Linked DNA regions of Homo sapiens: region 2 is linked to region 1. A link is a loop called in an ENCODE intact Hi-C map of the cell type or tissue named here. Cell type or tissue: sigmoid colon. All regions are shown on one strand. Region 1 has its middle 16 kb from the start of LINC01989. Region 2 holds the start of CCL2 (C-C motif chemokine ligand 2).

The links. A loop is a pair of places that touch in the nucleus more often than their neighbours do. Peaks named below come from ENCODE experiments on the same cell type or tissue, not always from the same donor. Only the 100,000 strongest peaks of a DNase experiment are listed, where the experiment ranks them.
Region 2: it touches region 1 in a loop (9-fold over the local background); 30 of 110 quality-filtered maps call a loop at or near these places.

What each region holds. Positions count from the first base shown.
Region 1 is chr17:34,198,652-34,201,151 of GRCh38, reverse strand. No RefSeq gene overlaps it. Among named protein-coding and RNA genes, the nearest start is that of LINC01989, 16 kb to the right of the region's middle. In sigmoid colon, CTCF peaks have their summits at 857 and 1,065 (motif pointing left); a DNase peak (open chromatin) is centred at 1,021.
Region 2 is chr17:34,254,214-34,256,713 of GRCh38, reverse strand. It overlaps CCL2 (C-C motif chemokine ligand 2), which reads right to left and starts at 1,429. Exons shown (of 3, transcript NM_002982.4): 1 at 1,289-1,429; 2 at 375-492. The coding sequence starts at 1,364. RefSeq lists enhancers at 758-1,732, 1,733-2,500. In sigmoid colon, no CTCF peak of the experiment used is centred here; DNase peaks (open chromatin) are centred at 1,473, 1,823 and 2,353; H3K4me3 peaks cover 2,336 bases; H3K27ac peaks cover 2,487 bases.

The DNA of each region.
Region 1 (2,500 bases):
TTCTCAGGGACACAGAGGAGGGAGAAGCTATTCTTTACTACCCCTGGGAGTTTGTGTGGAGCTGTGGGAAATGAACCGGCACACTTTCGTTAGCTGAGTGTGTGCTAAAGCCCCCTCCGCCTTTTCCTCAAGGCTCGTCAAAGTGGTCACTTGGTAGCTAGTTCTGCAGTGAAGGATTAAGGTTCAGGGTCAGACCCTGAACTCCAGTGGCAGCTGCAGCTTTTACTAATGATGTGAACTTTACAAGTTCATTAACCTATCAGTGTCTCAGTGTCACTGCCTACCTTTAAAATGGCGATAACCAGGCTAGGCACAATGGCTGACACCTGTAGCCCTAGCTACTCTGGAGGCTGAGGTGGGAGGATTGCTTGAGCCTGGAAGTTTGAGGATGCAGTGACCTATGGTCGCACCACTGCACTCCAGAGTGGGTGACAGAGTAACACTGTTTCAAAAACACAATAAATAAATAAATAAATAAATAAATAAAATAAATAGGGATAACAACTGTTCCTACCTCAACTCGTTGTGAAGATTACATGAGCTAATGCACATGAGCAGTTAGAACACTGCTGCAGTGAACACCAATACATAACCTCTGTATGGATCATTTTGGTCTATAGGTTTGGACAGGATGACATGGAAAGAAAAAGCAGACTCAAACTCCATCGCTATCACTTCTAGATCCGTGATTAGGAACATGTTCTCCTTCTCTGAAGCTTTGTTTACTTGTCTTTACAACAAAGAAAATCATACCCATGATAAAGGATGGGCATGGAAATGAAATACTGTTTATTAAGCATGGATATTACATTAAGTATAATTACATGTTGCCTATTAAGCATGGAGAACAGTGCCCGTCATATATGGGGATCATGGGTATGTTCTTATTCTTTTCCATTTAAGTCTCCCTTTTCTGCCTGGCGGAGTGGCTGGGCTGAGATTGTGGTAACCGTAGGAAAGAGAGGGGAAAATGCAACTTCGTGTAGAGGTTAGTGTGGGTCTGCTGTCACCTGCTGGATTAAGTAGGTAAAGACATTGCCAGGTGCTCTCTGCTGCCACCTTATGGTGAAAGAGGTTTCTAGCAGAAGAGCATATTTGTCTAGTCCTGCTTGTGTTCTGTTCCTCCTCACACCCCTCCAACAATGCGTGCTCTCCCGACCTACCTTCTCTCAAACTCTACCTGGGGAGCACTTACCAAGTGCCAGATATTGTATAGACTGCGATTAAAAGATTAATGAGACAGAGGCTCTGGCACTGACAAGCAGTGCTCACTCTTTAAGGGACCTAAGAAATATGTGGAGAACTTTATTATTTTTTAAAATCACATTTATTCACATACAATTTATTTTCACACAACAAAACGCATGCTCTTTAAATGTACACATTGATAAGTTTTGACAACTGTATATGCACGTGGAACCACCGCCCCAGTCAAAATATTGAACGTTTCTGTTATCCCACAAAGTTTTCTCATGGCGCTTGGTAGTCAATCTTCACCACTTCCTACCTACCCCAGGCAATCCTTGATCTGACTTCTCTTGCTATAGTTTGTTTTGCCCTTTCAAGGACTTTATATAAACGGAAGTGTACAGTATACACTCTTTTGTGTCTAGCTTCTCTAGCACAACAAATTGTTTTTGAAATTTATCCATGCTTTTGTAGGTATCCGCAGTTTGTTTTCTTCTATTGTTAAGTGGTATTTCAGTGAATAAATACATAATTCATTTATCCATCCTCTTGATAGATTTTTTGACTGTTTCCAGATTTATGCTGTGGTGCAAAAAACTGCAGGCACGTTTGTGTATAAGTCTTTGGGTGAACTTTGTGAGTCCTTTGTGTGGTTTTTATTTATCTTGGGCGAATTTCCAGAAGTAAAATTGATGGGTCGCAGGTAGATGCATGTTTAACTGTGTAAGAAACTGACAAACATTTTTCCAAAGTAATTATGCCATTTACGTACCTACTACAAGAATTCCGATTGTCCACATGCTCACCAGAGCTTGCTAGTTTTCTTTGTTTAACTTTTAGCTATTTTAATGTATGAAGTTACATCACATCGTGGTTTGAACTTGCAATTTGTTGATGATTAGCAATGCTGATCATTTTTTCAGGTGCTTATTGATCATCTGTGTGTCTTTTTAGGAAGTGGCTATTAGAGTTATTTTGCCCTCTTTAGTATTGACTTGTAAGAATTCCTTTTATATTTTGAATATAAGTCATTTGTCAGATGTATGTATTTTCTCCATCGTGTGGCATGTCTTTTCAATTTCACATTAGTGTCTTCAAAGGGAAGTTTTCAGTGTTGTTAAGGTCCAATGTAGCAACTTCTTTTTCTTGTCTTTTCTTTTCCCTCCCTCCCTTTCTTTCCTTTCTCTGTCTTTCCCTTTCTCCTTCCTTCCTTCTCCTCCTCTTTTCTTTCTTTCTTTCTTTTTTCTCCTTCCTCCCTCCCTGCCTTCCTTCCTTCCTTCCTTCCTTTCTGTTTCTTCTTTCTTCTTTCTTT
Region 2 (2,500 bases), 56 kb before region 1:
AGGGAGGACAGAGTTAGATGAAGTTCCTTTGCAGTTTTGGTCTAGAAGTGCAGCCCATTCTGCACCAAAGGGCTGCCATGGGAGCTAGAGGAGGAACGCAGGTGGAAGGAGGGAACCCAGGGCAAACTGCTCCTATAGGTGTCCAGGTGGAGCCATCCTGACTTCAAGCTAAAGAAATTGGGGTGTTCTGAATAGGCACCCAGGTGGAGAGTGATGTTGGGGTTCACTTTTTCCCTTGGTGCCTCAGTTTTCCCATTGGGAACCTTTGTACATTAAGTTAAATAGTGCACTCTCTGACTCTAGGTTTATGAGGCTTGTCCCTTGCTCCACAAGGAAGAACTTCAGGCCAGGGAAGGTTGGTGTGCTGAACTCACATCACAGCTTCTTTGGGACACTTGCTGCTGGTGATTCTTCTATAGCTCGCGAGCCTCTGCACTGAGATCTTCCTATTGGTGAAGTTATAACAGCAGGTGACTGGGGCATTGATTGCATCTGGAAAATAAACCACAAAGAAAAAGCATTTTAGGATGAACTGGATTATTCTGATCTTAAGAGCAGAAAAGAGTCATGAGGAAAAAGCAAAAGGCAGGCAGGAGAAGACAAAGAGCTCATTAAATCCCAGTGCTTCTGCCTATACCTCAGAGCTAGAATGTGATCTTTGACCCAATGACTCAGTTTCCTATGCTGTAAAATGGGTATATAACATTGATAATGGACAGAGAGAAGGAGGAGCTGTTAAAGCTAGATAATGCCTACAAGTGTCATTAAGACGGACCAATAATCCAGATGATCAGCACCAGGGAAGATCAGCTGGGGAGCCCCACTATGAGCCTCCTTTTAGACTCTGAATAGGCTATGCCTGGTCATGAGTTTCCCTGATACTCATTACCTCTGCAGAGTCACCGTCTCTGGAAGCTAAGGTGAATGAAGCACAGACCAGATTCTGGGTCTCCAGCGTGTCTGGAAACAGCCTACACACCCACCCTCTCTTTGATTACCCTGATCCCCAAACTCTGCTGGAAGCAGCTGGGGGAGTAACTGCGCTGAGTGTGTTCCCAGAGCTGGAATCCTGGAAGGAGCTGGATTTGGGGTTCACAGCTGGAATTCTAGTTCAGGCTCTGCCGAGCAGCAGCTGTGTGGTTGGGCTCACCCCTTGTCCTTTTCTGAGTCACCTTATCTTGGAAAAGTAGCGTTAAAGCAAGACTGTGGGTACCACGTCTGCTTGGATGGTCCATGATAACTCAGAGAGAAGACAATGTGGTTCAAGGAGAAGAAGAGGGGGCCTTACCTGGCTGAGCGAGCCCTTGGGGAATGAAGGTGGCTGCTATGAGCAGCAGGCACAGAAGGGCGGCAGAGACTTTCATGCTGGAGGCGAGAGTGCGAGCTTCAGTTTGAGAATTGGATGTTTCTGGGTTAGTCTCAGCCTCTCGGTTCCTCTGGCTGCTGTCTCTGCCTCTTATTGAAAGCGGGCAGAGGGAGAGAGGGCGGAGTCAAGCAGGAGGAGGGATCTTCCATGAGTGATAAGTGGGCTGTTAAATCTGCTGAGCAAATGCAGCATCCTGTGGATTTCCAGGAAGTAGGAAAGGGAAGCAGGGGGTCAGGACGAGACACTTTTTCCATTCACTGCTGAGACCAAATGAGCAAATGGGGAGGATGGGGTGCCATTAAGCCCAGACTGACCACAGATGTGAACTAAGAGGGTTATTTTTAAGGATTCTGCTTTCTCTGAAGCGAAAACTGCAGAAAAGGAAGGAAGCGAGGAAACTAGATGAAAGCATGTCAGGCTCGCTGCCAGCTTACCTTCAGGCCACATTCCAAGGGGCCTCCCAGCCAGGAAGGAGCTCTCAAGCTTTGGCCGGCTCCCTGACAATGCATTAAATCCATTTGCTCATTCAAATGCAGAATAGTAGCATCATAGAAGCCTAGCAGAACTGTAGGATTGTGTAAACATTGAACTGAATTCTAAGAGTTCTAGGGTTTCAGACTTGGACAAAGGCATAGACAGCATGTAGTGCTGCAGAAGAAATGCCAGTGTCATACTCACAGAGTGCTTACTCTGCCAGGAATATTCTCAGACCTTTACAAATATTAACTCTGTAAATTCCCCAACTTTATCTAGTAGGGATTGCTAATTTTCATGTTATAGATCAGGCAACTGAGGCACAGAAGGGTTAAATAGCCTGCTCAAGGTCCCCTCGAGCACAGAACCCAGGCAGCCCTGTCCCCAGTGGGCTGCCACCTCTCTGACATACTGCTGGAAGGAAACGTGTACAAGTCCTCCAACTAGTTGCCTGCTTGGGTCCTCTCTCTGTCCTCAGCATCTTCCAAATGGGCAGACAGCTAAAGGAGAATCTAGAAACATTCCTCATGGCTAAGTCATTATGAGTTAGGAGGCTGTTGCTAGCATAGCAGGCAGCAGTGGACAAGAAGTTCATCCCTGGTTATGGCAGCTATTCTCCTGGCTTCCTTCTTAATTTCCAAGGGACATGAGTAAGCAGTG